3 separate regions of the Mus musculus genome follow, and all the other regions are linked to region 3. The links are chromatin loops, found by intact Hi-C in ENCODE. Cell type or tissue: heart. All regions are shown on one strand. Links, peaks and the distances in the headings refer to the core of each region. The heading gives the core; the rest is flanking DNA.

The links. Peaks named below come from ENCODE experiments on the same cell type or tissue, not always from the same donor. Only the 100,000 strongest peaks of a DNase experiment are listed, where the experiment ranks them.
Region 1: a loop joins it to region 3, with 1.8 times the contacts of the local background. A loop is called at or near these places in 2 of 42 quality-filtered maps.
Region 2: a loop joins it to region 3, with 3 times the contacts of the local background. A loop is called at or near these places in 8 of 42 quality-filtered maps.

Annotation. Positions count from the first base shown.
Region 1 is chr10:44,327,135-44,329,634 of GRCm38, forward strand. The region is part of intron 6 of Atg5 (autophagy related 5); the gene reads left to right. Among named protein-coding and RNA genes, the nearest start is that of Mir1929, 31 kb to the right of the region's middle. In heart, for the core only: a CTCF peak has its summit at 1,401 (motif pointing right); no DNase peak of the experiment used is centred there.
Region 2 is chr10:44,998,999-45,001,498 of GRCm38, forward strand. No RefSeq gene overlaps it. Among named protein-coding and RNA genes, the nearest start is that of Gm40639, 24 kb to the right of the region's middle. In heart, for the core only: a CTCF peak has its summit at 2,012; a DNase peak (open chromatin) is centred at 1,263; H3K4me3 peaks cover 831 bases; H3K27ac peaks cover 924 bases.
Region 3 is chr10:44,525,779-44,534,229 of GRCm38, forward strand. It overlaps a transcript of Prdm1 not described here. Among named protein-coding and RNA genes, the nearest start is that of Gm35154, 69 kb to the right of the region's middle. In heart, for the core only: no CTCF peak of the experiment used is centred there; a DNase peak (open chromatin) is centred at 3,733; H3K4me3 peaks cover 1,395 bases; H3K27ac peaks cover 577 bases; H3K27me3 peaks cover 748 bases.

The DNA of each region.
Region 1 (2,500 bases), core at 1-2,500, 200 kb before region 3:
GCACTGGGCAAGTTGAGTTACCTTAGATCATACTATTGTTGCAAATTAATGTTTGTCAGGCTTTCTGTATTTCTGGCGAGTGGAATACGTGTGATGAGTTGTTCATGACACGAGGCTGTGTGTGCGCTGCTGTATTTGTAGTGTCTACCACAAGCAGCGTAAGCCTGTGCTTCCGTTTCCTCTTTCTTTCCCTGCAAGTCCGCAGACTCGGGACTCTGGAGTAAGTTTTGTTCACTTTCTTTGACTCACTCATTCTAATGTCCCAGAACAACCTGCCTTAAGTCTCAGCTTTCCATTTGCATCTTACCCCTTCCTCCTCACAGAACTTGTCATGGTTCCTGTAGAACTAACTGCCTGCTGTGTTTCTTTCCCTCCAAACGATAGCTTTTTATTTTGTTTTTGAGACTGGTTTGCTCTGTAGCCAGGGTTGCCTTTGATCTCTCCTGCCTCAGCCTTGTTCAGTACTGGGACCAAGTCCGTGTCCCACCACACACAGCTGGCATATGGATGTTTGTTTTGGTGATAATTTTGATATTATATATTAGCTATCTAGCATCTAAATCACATGGTATTGTTTAAAACTGGACTGTTTGGGGGGCTGGAGTTAAGAGCACTGACTGCTCTTCTGATGGCTCTGAGTTCAAATCCCAGCAACCACATGGTGGCTCACAACCATCCTTAATGAGACTCCCTCTTCTGATGTGTCTGAAGACAGCTACAGTGTACTTGCATATAATAATAAATAAATCTTTGGGCCAGAGTGAGCAGGGCCGGAGAGAGCAGAGGTCCTGAGTTCAATTCCCAGCAACCACATGAAGGCTCACAACCATCTGTACAGCTCAGGCATAAAATAAATAAATAAATCTTTAAAATAAAAATACTGGACTGTTCTATTTTCTTACCTGGTTAACTTCTCTCACAGGGCCTTTAACCTCACCTTACCATCTCTTCTGGCTAATCTTTCCCAATCTTTCACCTGTGCTGTATATAGGTTAATTCTTTGCTCTTATCTTAGGTATTTCTCCTTTGCCATGACAGAAACTAGGAGTCTGACATCTTAACACTGATTTTGACCTAAAAAATGACTTGCTCAGTGTCCAGCTGGTTACCTGCTGCACGACTGAACCTGGGCCTTCGTATCTTCAGCTTTCCCTTGTCCTTGTAATGCAGGCAGTGGTTTTTATTATCTCCCCCAGTTCATTCTGTTGAAGTGTGTGTCGATTTTCTGGATTTAGTCGATTGCTGAGGAAAAGAACTGACTTCCTTTGCATCTTGATAGCTGTTATAGACAGTGTCTTACTGCTAGGAGGGATTGAATAATGATTTTAGTGTCGTTTTAAAACATATCTGAATCTTATATTCTCTGTTCCTTGTAAAATAAGTGGGTAAATTGAGGCCTGCAGGGGGCAGTCCAACACAGCAGGTTTTTAATGTATTTAGTAATCTCAGATGGTTTAGAGTTAAATTCCTTCCTGTGGGGAAAAGTTTGTAAGGGAAGCAAATTATACATGAATAACAGTAATTGCTAACATTTATTTTGTATTTTTTAAGGCCAGGTACTGTCTTAACTATTCTACATGTGTTTATTCCCTTATGTGTTCATATTTTCTATACAGATGAGATCATTAAGAGATACTCTAGGCCCTGATACTCATGGCTTCATCCACCTGGTGATTAGGAAGCCAGGGATTTGAGCAGAGACAGTGGAGCCTCTCGGCAGAGCCTGTTCTCTTTCATGGGCTGTTGGTTCATTTCTTTGGTTTTCTTAGCCTGTCGTTGCTTCTTATTTGAAATTCAGTTTGTACACGTGTATACTATCCCTCCCATTCTGTGGCTCCCAGCCCTCAATCCCCTTTCTTCTAATAGAGAAAAGTCACAAACAGTGTGAAGAAACTGAAGCAGAGCTAAAACTTTGGAACCCTCTCTTCGTTACAGAAAATTTCTATCTACCAAGTAGGCAATTTTTATTGATCCCATTAAGTTCAATTTTAGAAATAGAATGAGTGCCATTGCTTGTATCTATGTATAAGACGATCTGCAGTAACCTTGAAGCCTCAGTCATTAATATGTCATCTTAAAAGGAATTGTAAAGGAAACTCTTTCAACAGTTTCACTAAGAATTTCTTGGTTGTAAGAAACAGTATTGGGAGATGAGGTGATCCAGCAAGGAAAAGCACTTGCCATCTAAGCCTGTTAGCCAGAGGTTAATCCCTGTGACCACCACGTACATGTCACAGCACACATGCACACACACATCCATGCTGTCAGTTACTGGTATGTCTTTCTCTTTTATCATGATAGTTTCACCTCTCCTTTCTGAGAATTTGATTAAAATAGTAAGAACAAGGTCATTTTAAAAAATTGATTGGTGGTACTTATGTTAAATGTAACACACTTTAAAATGTTCACACTGTTGAAAATAGAAGTGTGTGTAGTATTTACCACCACAAAATAGAAAGCTGTCACCTATCAGACCTTACACCTTACAAGGTTGTGTTGG
Region 2 (2,500 bases), core at 1-2,500, 470 kb after region 3:
AGTCACAAGCTAACAGTGTGGGTCTGTGGTATAGTATATGCTTAATCATGCACAAGGCTCTGGATTCCATTTCTACCACCATATACACAGAAAAGAATCCATATCCGTGTATTAAGAGCTATGGGGAAAAAAATTAAAGTATTTCTTCGCACAGCCTGACCAGGAGAGGTTTACAGATGAGAAACAAGTTTCTCTTGGGAAGGGTGGACTAGAGATCTTGAAAAGGCCTCTATTTGACTCTCCTCCAGGCATCCGACCTCAGCCCTAGTACTGGTGTGTTTGCACAGAAACCTCCAGAAAGGACCTCAGCTCTCAAGACAAAAGCTTTCTCGATGAACTTTGAAGAACATGGTTCATAAATACAAGAAAGAAAAAAAAAAATCCCTCTGCATCACTGTGAAGAACTGACTCTGTTCCAAAATGAATTTATGATGAAAAGAAATATTTAAATTGAAATTAAAATATTAACATCAGGGCAAGGCCTGACTCATACAGCTATACCACAAACACTCTGAATACTTTCACATATCCCTGAAGTTAATGTATTCATATTTAGATTTGCAATATTGTGCTTTAGAATAATTTTAGTACAAAAATACCAAACTAGTCTCTTATAGCTTTGAATCTAGTCTAGTCACACACACACACACACACACAAGCAGTGTCACCCTGATCTCTTATTTAATGCTCAACATTCAAGGTACACAATTTAATGTTCATTGTGGATTGTCCATAGATTTATGATGGCTGTAGAGATGTTCATAAAATCTGAGCTATGCAAGGCTTTCGGCATCTGTCTCATTTTTATCAGAACCATAAAAATCATCACCCTCTTGTTCCTAGTCAGTCTTTCCTGCTAGATAATATAAACCAGAGAAAAATAACGTTGTATCTGAGTGTCTACTTTAAGTAGACTCTGTTGCAGAGGTGTGTGTGTGTGTGTGTGTGTGTGTGTGTGTGTGTGTGTGTGTCTGTCTGTCTGTCTGTCTGTCTGTCTGTCTGTCTGTGTATACAGAATAGTGATGGTATGTCTGGAAATGGAGAGAGAAGAATATTGAATTAAACTACATATGTTTGAGGATTAAACAGGCTCTGTACGAAGCTCTTCCTAGTACCAACTGTCTTATGAACCAGAACGATGCTGCTGTGGGGCACCACTCGTTTTAGCCATGCGCTGACCTGTCCTACGCAGGAGCACAGTCTCTCAAGTGTACACAGAGAGGGGAAGCAGGTGCTTCGACTCCCCAGCATCTGGTTTAAATGACCACAATGCTGAGAGCACCTGCAGCCAGCATTTCAGCCAAGTCTGGCCTCCCATTGTATTCAACTGTTCTTTCTGCCTTAAGCAAAAAAGGCATTGTTTATCTGATTTGCCAAAGGATCTCCGGGGAGGTGGAGAAAGACCGGACAAACAAAGCTAAAACTGAGCGCCAGTGGACCGCACGGGAGGATCTTGATTATTTGTGACTATCCACGGGGATCTTTCATCCTGACTAAACAGAGAGAGAGAGAGGAGGGGGCCCCACGGGGACATAGAGAGACAGACAGAGACAGAGAGAAAATATCAGCTGCATTTGGTGCTGCGGGTTTAAGAGCAGAGCAGAGAATAATCTTACTGAGAAGGTGGAGCTGTAGTTTGTGTGCTAAATGTTCAGTCTATGCACTTTCCACGTTCCTAGTTTAGAGCAACTACGCACTGAGAGAGCTGACTGCCTCTAAACGATGTCAAAAGCAGTAGTAACCTTGGTTCAGACTTTTCAAATCAAGGTATGAAGAGCAAATAAAACTGACCCACGGAGGGGGGGGCAGTTAGAGGGGGGGACAAAAACCAAAACCCAAAACAAACCTGTGGTCGATGTGTTAGAACCAAAATAAAATGACCAGTCGTATTTTCAAGAACACGGAAAATAAAGTCTTCCTGCGTAGTGTTTGCTTAGTAAATAATTCTGTGGAGCCCCTTTATTTCCTTTTTTCTTTTCTTTTCTTTGTGTAGAGCCCCAACTAGTGGGAGATTGGAAAACTGCACCTGAAGAGAGGCCATTTAAATGGAGGTGACCATTGGACTTCCGGCCAGCATATGAGCACTTTAGGACAAGGCTGATTTTCAGGTGTGAGACTGCAGACAGGTGCTAAGAGGGGAGGGTTGTGAAACTGCCTTCTTCTTAACTTTCTGCATGCTAAAGGGCAACCTGGCGCCGAGGAAAGCAAACACACTCTCTGGCATGTGAAATGACTCAGTGCACTCTAGCTACAGCTAATTCGAGAAAGGAAAATAAATTCTGAGTTCAGAACTTATATGCCTCAAAGATCTTTTTTAAAAGAAAGGGGACAACATCCTGTAACCGAAAAGAAAAAAGAAAAAACTGCACAGGCTGGAGGAAAAAGAGCCGGTTTCACATGTTAAATGAGAATTCAGTTAGAAATATTTTTACCCAGTTGGTAGTTTTTACTGAGAAGAGATAAGAATGTGCTGTGTTGTGATAAGAGGAGCTAGCTGTAG
Region 3 (8,451 bases), core at 2,318-4,817:
GTATACTTATATTCAAATCAGATAGGCCAGATTGCTAGTTTTACCACAGAGAAAAGCTAGCAAACATTTCATTTTTCAGACAGCTATTAGAGAAAAATCTGTATTTATGTTTATATTTCAAGGTACAAAAAGTTTGCTAACATTAATTCACATTATGTATATTTAAAAAAAAACTATAGTTAGCCAAAAACAAAAACAAAAAACCCTGCTTAGCCATCTCTAGGACAGTCAGTTTATGATAAAACAAACAAACAAAAAACAACTAAAAAACCAAACTTAACCAACTGGGAACATGCTGTGTTTTAGGGATTTCACTTTTTTTCAGTCAGAAACATTTTTTAAAATTGAATTTCCCAAGAGCTGAAGGAAATGTAGAGAGGTCTAGAATAAGAAGGGCCCTAAGCATCCTACTGCAAACTTTTCCAAGGCAGAACCAGGAAGTGGTGCCACTACTAGACTCTGGAACAAATGTTCCCGGTGGCTTTGTACCACAATGTTTAAAAACATCATATTTTAATTTCAGGCCTTATAAACTAAAGATGTCCCCCCCCCCCAAACTAATTACACTATTATTTTGGATCAGAGTTTGCGGCTGACAACATCTGTTAGAAACTCAATTGTGCTTCCTAATTAAAGAACTAAGTCTAGTTGATGAAAAAAAAAAAAGTTTAATTCAAAGGGAGCTGTAATACTGTGAAAATAACCAAATAATTTTCCCCCACAAATATCCTCCCTGGGAGAAAGAGGCTTTCAGTGGGAACAGAGCTTCCCAACGGTCTGTGTCGTGTATCTACTGTTTATTTTATTATTTTTCCTATTTACTGGGTCTTTCCTGTTACTTTATTTACAGCTGAATACTCACTTAACCAATGTTTTTTTTTTCCCCCTCAATTATTCCTCCTCTGCTGTTTTATTCAGCAAAGCAGAATAGTTTCAAAGCAAAGCAGTTTCAAGTCAGGCCTTTCCCTTTTGTTCTGTTTACAAGTGTCTGTTGAATCAAAACATTTAAAACTTTAAATAGTAATCCTTGAAGGTTCCTTTTAAAAAGAAAGGAAAAAAAAAAAAAAGTAAATCCTCGCAGAAAACGCCCAGGCTGCTTGTGAAAGAGGCAGCGCATGGTTCATTGATCCCATAGTGAACGTGACCACGCTGGGTAGGTACTCAGAGCTGGCACCTGCCCAAGCCCTCCTCTGCCTGTGCCTAACCTCTATGCTTGCCAGGAACCGAGAACCTAAAAAGGTGCGAGTAAGGTGAGACGTAACCAGGAACTTAAAAGTGTCATCCTGAGTAGGACTCATCTCTCCGGATTTCAAAAATCGGAAAAGGTAGCTTGGCAGCTCCAGGCGCTGCCCTCCGGGCCACCCCTCCAGCTCTGCGCCCCTAAGTTCAGCGCGATTGCGGTGCTAGCGGTTAGCGAAGGTGCGAAGGCTGGAAAGCTCGAGTAGCCCCGACTCTGGTTTAGACTGCCTGGCTTGCTCACCAATTACACTAGATTGCAAGCCCAGCAGCCATCCACGCGGCAGAATCTGCTCTGCACTTAGGAAGTGGCAGGCAGCACCCTAGCCAGTGACAGCGGGAACTCCGGGCCAGGCCAGGAGTTCTCGGAAAGTTTGTCTGCACAACCCATTCCTCCCTGAGCCTGGAGGGACGCGACACAGAAAGATCCCTCTGGTATCCTTAGGGTCTCTGTCAGCACCCTTGGTTCTCTTTATCTCCGAACGAAAGCAATCTCTGGGTCATCCTAAACCCACTCACTCCTTCTTTGGTGACTTTAAAGAAAGGGCTCCAGTTCAAAGAAGACGCACAAAGGGTGTGTCTGCTCCCTCTCACCTACTCGAGGGTCTGGCAGCACCAGTGTTCCTGCAGAACAGCTGTCCACCCCTCCCCCGCCTCACCGCCCCCCCTCCCGCCTTTAAAATAATTTGCGCAATCGTGCACTGCGTAGTCTAATTGCAAGCCGCTAGCTGCGAATTCCTTTTTCAATTTGAACCAGTCTGGACTCTCCCTCCTCTGGGTCTTACCTTGTCTCCCTAGCCTCCCACCGAGTCTCCGTGTCCTAATGGTGGCATCTGGGACGTGTGACACCCCTGATCCCCATCCCCAGAGTCGCTCTGCTCTCTGTCTCCCATGTCCCTCTCCCAGCATCTAAAACTTTGGGTGCTGTTTTTGCGCTACCGAAGAAGAGTAAACGTAATTGCCCCTGTTCAGTTGGGGCAGGCCTTTTAGAATTTCCGACATTATATTAAGTTTACATTTCAAAATAAGGTGTATCCGATTCTGCGTTTAATCAACCAACGGGTGACACGAAATTCGACGTTTTCTTTGAACAGACTGAAGGGAAAGATCTAAGGTCTTCCCTTCCATCCACAGACTGAAGGGAAAGATCTAAGGTCTTCCCTTCCATCCCGTTTTAAATTTTTAAATAATGAATGCCGTCGGAGGAATGAAGCAACAGGAGGTCCCCTCTGGTTTACTGTCCCCAACACTGGAAATCTTTCCCCACACTGATATCCTAATTTAAACACCACCCCGGCTCCATTCTTTGAAACCCCATTTCTTAAGGTAGCAAGAGTAACGTTTTAAAGACCTTGCACTGTTCCACGGCTCTTCGCAGTCCTAAGCGGCACACCTGAGCAGCCCGGGCAGCTCCCGACGACCTCCGGCTGCAGAACCTTCAGTCTTCCCTGTGGCACGTTTTCTGTGCCTCAACAAACTCCCAAAACAAGCAACTTCGGTGAATGCAAACTAAGCTTTCTCGGGAGAAACGTCAAGGCAGCTACAATCCGTCTCTGATTACACAAACATACCTAAGGGCAGGTTGGAGAGTGACGAGGGCTTTGGGGGTGGGGGTTTGTCTGCTCAGAGGTGGCTGAAACCAGTTTTCCCATTGTTATTTAGCTAAGAAAAGCTAGCTTTTGTTTTGTGGTAGATATTAGGGATTAAAAAACGCCAACGCCACAGTTCCCAGGAGTCTTTGAGATTATGGAAAAATCTAACCTCAAGTGAGGAATTTGGTTCTTTTAGATTACAGCACCGAATGAAGTATTAAGATTTTTATGAGGAAAAACGTCCAGTCACTTAAAAATTTTTCTATAGAGGCTGGAGAGGTGGCTCAGTGTGTAAAGGCGCTTGCTGCCAAGTCCGAAGACCAGGGTTCATTCCCACACAGTGGAAGGAAAGAACCGACTTTCACAAGTTCGCATCGTGGAATGCTCCCCACCCAAAAACCTAAATATCACTTTAAATATTACTAAGAACTGACGTTGCATCCTGCTACCTGCCCTGTATTTCAGTAACTCAGCTCCCCTCTGGCGTCTGTCAAAATAGGAAAAATGGCAACAGCAACGTCGGAACTTATTGGATTTTGCTCTGGAAACCCAAAACTTCAGATTCCCTCCAGTTATCATTGTGCACATTCGCTTTAATGGAAGGAGGCACACAGTCCTGATTCCCTCTTTGGCCTGCAGAACAGAGCTAGAAATCCCATCGTTCCTGGGTCCATTGGCCACACGTGTGCAAGCGGCTCCCGCAGCTGATGGAAGGTGGCTCATCCAGCAGTGGACGTGTGAATATGTGAGGGGACTTTGGGGGGGTGGCTGGAGCGCACCGGGCTGCAACCCACTCTGTGCTCTGATTCTCATAGTACCAGCCGGGCTAACTCGCCTACAACCGGCGAGCAAGGCTCTGGAGGACCCGGTCGGGTCCCAACCTGGGACCTCCAGGATTGGACAGCCTCTAGCCACGTGACCAGCACTCCGCTCGCTCGCGCCCCGCCCCTTCCCGCCGCTCGCGCAGTCCGCGGAGCACTGCACATACCTGGCACTCACTTTCACTTTCTGCGCTGGAGGTTCACGCACGAATGATAACTTTTTGTTTTGGCTCTTTTAGATTTTTTTTTTTTGAGGCAACCAGTGCAAGAGGAAGACGTCGGAGGAGAAACGAGTCGAACCCGTTCATGGCTGGGGGTAGCGTGGGAGGAGTAGGGAGGTTGCGTGGGGGAGCGGTTCTTGGCGGGGAAACCGGATTGCTCGCCTTACAAGAGCACAGCTGTCTGAGCTTTTGTGTCCGTGAAATGTCCTGGGAAGTGACACCCACCGCCAGGGCATAGCAAGCAAAAGTCTCAAACAAGTAGAAGCTCCATCCTTCAAACCCTGATATAATCCTTTGTTTATGAGAAGGAAAACCTGCCATGTAGTTTGCTGGGTTAACTGAAGTTAAAGGGCCTCTTGTTAGCCCACGTGGGTGACTTGCTTGGCATTAGTAAGGCAAAAATCCAAAGAATAGTCTCTGCTAGCTCTGGGATCAGCGGGTGACTCAGAAGCAATCCAAAATGTTTGCCCACGTACTCCGCAGCGCTTACCTATTATCTGTGTGCAGCTGACCCTCTAAGATGCTCCCCATGGCCCAAGAAATCTCATCTCTTGGAAGTCAATAGTCCAGGTCATGTTGTTTATTATACAGAGCTTAGTTAACGTTTTGTACATTTTACCTGTGAAGTTCTGGCACATAGCATCAAATTGCCTTCCTCCCTTGTCCATTTTCTTTTCTTATGCAGCACCTTCATCTTTAACAAGCCAGGGAAGTTGTAACAGGAAGATTGGGTTTTAGAAAGAAAATTGCTTTGCCTTCTTTCAAAAGATGTCTCCACCACTTGGTGGCATTTAACAGGTTCTAAACTGAGTCCTTTGTTTTTGTTTTGTTTGTGTTCCTAAAGAGTAATAGGAAACCAACTTTACAAAGTGTGGACAATTACCTAGTATAGTTTCTGGTACAAAATAAACGCTCAATGGATTATTATTACAATTGGGTTTACTCTCCTCCTATGGAGTTTTACCTGACTGTGCTAGTGGCCTTTCTTTTATTTTCATGTAGAAGTTTGATTAAGGAGAAAGCAAAGCTCATAAAGCAATTTGCTTCAATCATGTGTTGTGATAAGTAACTTCTACTGGCTAACTACATGTCCTTTTGAAAGTAGTTCCTCAAATTTGTTTTGAATATATAATAGTGCCTTTGAATTTTCTTAACTTCTCCCATGCACTTTTACCAAATGACAGAGTTAGGCTTATACTACTAGTTATTTCACAACTAAACATGGTGACTTTTAGGGGGAAACGCTATTATTTTCTCTGGGTAGTTAGCTGAATGTCTATCATAAAATACAATCTAGAATAAGAACTAATTACATACAAAAATTCTTTTTTTTTTTTTGCTATCTGGGGAAAAAATCACATAGAACAGATATATAAAATTTTAACTTAAAACAGCTGTGTTTTGGTCCCTGGTTTGGGGACCAAGCATAGGTGGAGACTGGAAATGAAAGTTGTTTTCTCTTTAAAACTAGTATAATTTCTGCTTGGTAGAAATGCAACCTCTGGGCTGGGGATGTAGCTCCCCCCCCCCCCCCCCGTTTTAGAGTCCTTATACTGATTAGCATGCATAGTGCCCTCCCCAAGTTGGATCTCTGGAAGGAGGGGGAGGGGGAGAGAGATCTGAGTCCCAAATTTTGTCTTCCACATGTTTAGAGAGATATATTTCTCTATATCTCTCTAACTATAAATAGATACACACATGTATATATGAACATACATATCACTTTATATACACACCCATCACCTCTCTGACTACCCCCACCCCCACCCCCCCATTCTAGCTGTCACTTAGTTTAACCTCCCAGTTACCCTATTGGGCAACTCTGGGAATTGTCCTGGGAGTTCTTTTCTCCTTCCCCAGTGGCAGCCATCAAGACATGCCTAGTTTAACTTATTACAATGCTACGGATGTGTCTCTTCCCTTCTTTTCCCACTGCTCCTTGCTTTGCCTCCTCTCTGGCTACAGCAGCATCTTCAGAGCAAGGCTCTGCCATTACCTTTCTCTCCAGTGCCGTTCCTTGAGTGGTTGATCTAAGAAGCACATCTGAACATGACACTTGCCTTTAAAGCTTCCCATTACTTACCAGATAAAAACCTAAGCTCTTTGCCCCAGCATTCAAATCCTCTTTAGCTCTCTCTAGCTTTACTTTTCTCTACTTCCTGCCCTGACTACATCCCGGCCTCCATTCATCTGTTCTATGCTAGTGAGTACCAGCTGCTATTATAGGCGCACTGGATACCTGAAGGAGCAAAATTGACCTTTGTTCTCAAACTTATATGAGTGTGGAAAGGAAGGGGTTGTTGGCAAACAAAAAAAAAAAAACTGAATAAATTAGTGCATTGTATCAGGTATAGGTAGGGTGATTTTAGATAGTCTAATCGGGATTGGCTTTATTGCAAATATGACATTTTCAGCAAAGACATGAGACAGTGAGCTAAGTTGATAAACAGGAAGAATATCTAGGCCCAGGGAAGCCAGAGCAAAGCCCCAGGTGGGTGAGAGTGGGCTTGCCACATCAAAGAGAGGAAAAGAGAAGGACAAGTGAAGGAATAAGGTTGAGTATTTGGATCTCTAAGTACAAAATCTGTAATCCTTTTAGATTTTAAAATCTAAAACTTTAGTGATAATGAGTGGAAATTCCGAACCCTACCTGATAATGTGTGGTAAGTTGTGGTAAGAAGGTAACCAAACTACAAAGATTATATAAGGCTATCTTCAGTGTTTTCAGCCATTTACGAAAGAGAAAAGAATACCATGTTTAAGCCAGTTGTGGTGGCTTAGGCCTTTAAACTCTGTCCTAGGGAGGCATGGGGGCGGGGGAGGGAGAAAAGAAAAGATACTGTGTTTAGATTTTACCTAACTCCAACTAGGCGTTCAATGTTTCCTAAACCCAAAGTGTTGCTTCTTCCAGATAAGGGCTCTTTAACTTGTATGTAAGAGATGAGGACTGAAGAGAAAATGGGAGATGAGTGTGCTCTTGGGCAGGTTCTCGCTAGCTCTGTTTGCTCACATCGCATTACAGGGGGGGTCAACCACTTGTGGTCACATTCTCCCACACAAACCATCATGTTCAGACTTCAGAGTCTTTCATCATGTTACTTTCTATTTGAATTGTATCCCTTTTTCTAGCTATGTTGCTACCTGCACTGCTCTGTTCTGTGTTTGGGCAAGAGACATAAGGAGAAAAAACTTGGGTCTATTTATCTTGGCATCCATAGTTACCTGTAGGTGGTCCTCAAAATCCTTCATGAACTAATGACAAATTCATTTGTAGAGTAACTATGTATGTTAGGTGCACATATTTCATCCTAAAACAGCCCAAAAGGGAGGTTTGCTATACCTATTTTATAGGAAAAGAAATGAGATTTAGTTATCTAAGATTAAACAGCTAGCACCTGACCGGGGTGCCAAAGTCAGCTGTTCCCTCTGGAGACTCCTTCAGAAGACTGAATAAAAAACAGAATTTGTCGTTGGCTTTGTTTCTTGCTGCTGGCTTGTTTGTGCCAAAGACAAAAGAAGAAGCAACATTCCTATCAATTTTAGTATGTCAATTTGTTAATTTATTAAGTATTTAATAGGAATCCAGTGTTTGCCAGGTACTTAGAACACAACGCTGGCCGGGAAGTGGTGGTGCACGCCTTTAATCCCAGGACTTGGGAGGCAGAGGCAGGCGGATTTCTGAGTTCGAGGCCAGCGCGGTCTACAGAGGGAGTTCCAGGACAGCCAGGGCTACACAGAGAAACTGTCTCAAAATAAATAAATAAATAAATAAAAATTGCTGAACAAAGCAGAGTGGGTCTTTCCCTTCCTGAATGCAGATGCCAGCAGGGAAAAGCCAGAATTGTGCTGCACACAGTCCCCAGTGCAGCAGCAGCCCCTGATCCAGCCTGACAGGGCCACAGGAAGGAGGACATTTACTTGAAGATGATTCTAAGGGGACTATGTCACTGGCTGTAGGCCGCTCAAGTTCAGAAAAAGGGAAGGACCTAACGAATTGTGAGTGAATACATTCTCCACAAACTTGTAGAAGAGGCTTAAAAAGAAAATAAAAGAATTTTGTAATAAGTCTGCTCTGTTCAGTTTTTCAACCTGGGGCAATCTTAGTGCCTCCCTTCCCACCAACTCTGACTGCCGTCTTTGGGTACACAATTTAAAGTAGGGGCTTGTAAACATTTTTTTTTTTTGGTGTGTGTGTTAATATTTTTTGTTAAGTTACATGACTGGTTTATTTGACTTAATGAAATATGTCTGTTTTAGGAATAAAATTCCCAAACTATGAAGTCTGAGGGTTTGTTCAAATTATTTTTGCTTCATTGGAATTTGGTGGTGTATTGCATCATTGGCTGGAATTTCAGGACTTGTTACAGAATGCAGTTTTAAAAACGATGCTGATAGGAATGAAGTTTAATGCTTGCTAATTTGTAATTACCATTCAATGGAAGAACTAGCCCAGGAAAGCATGTGGGGTGGTGTGACTGAGACAGGAAGAGACAGACTTGGAAACCAAAGACCTAACTAAAATCAGAAAGTAGCATTTTAGTCCTTTCTAGCTGGTGGGAAATTAATAGGTTGTTCTCCATA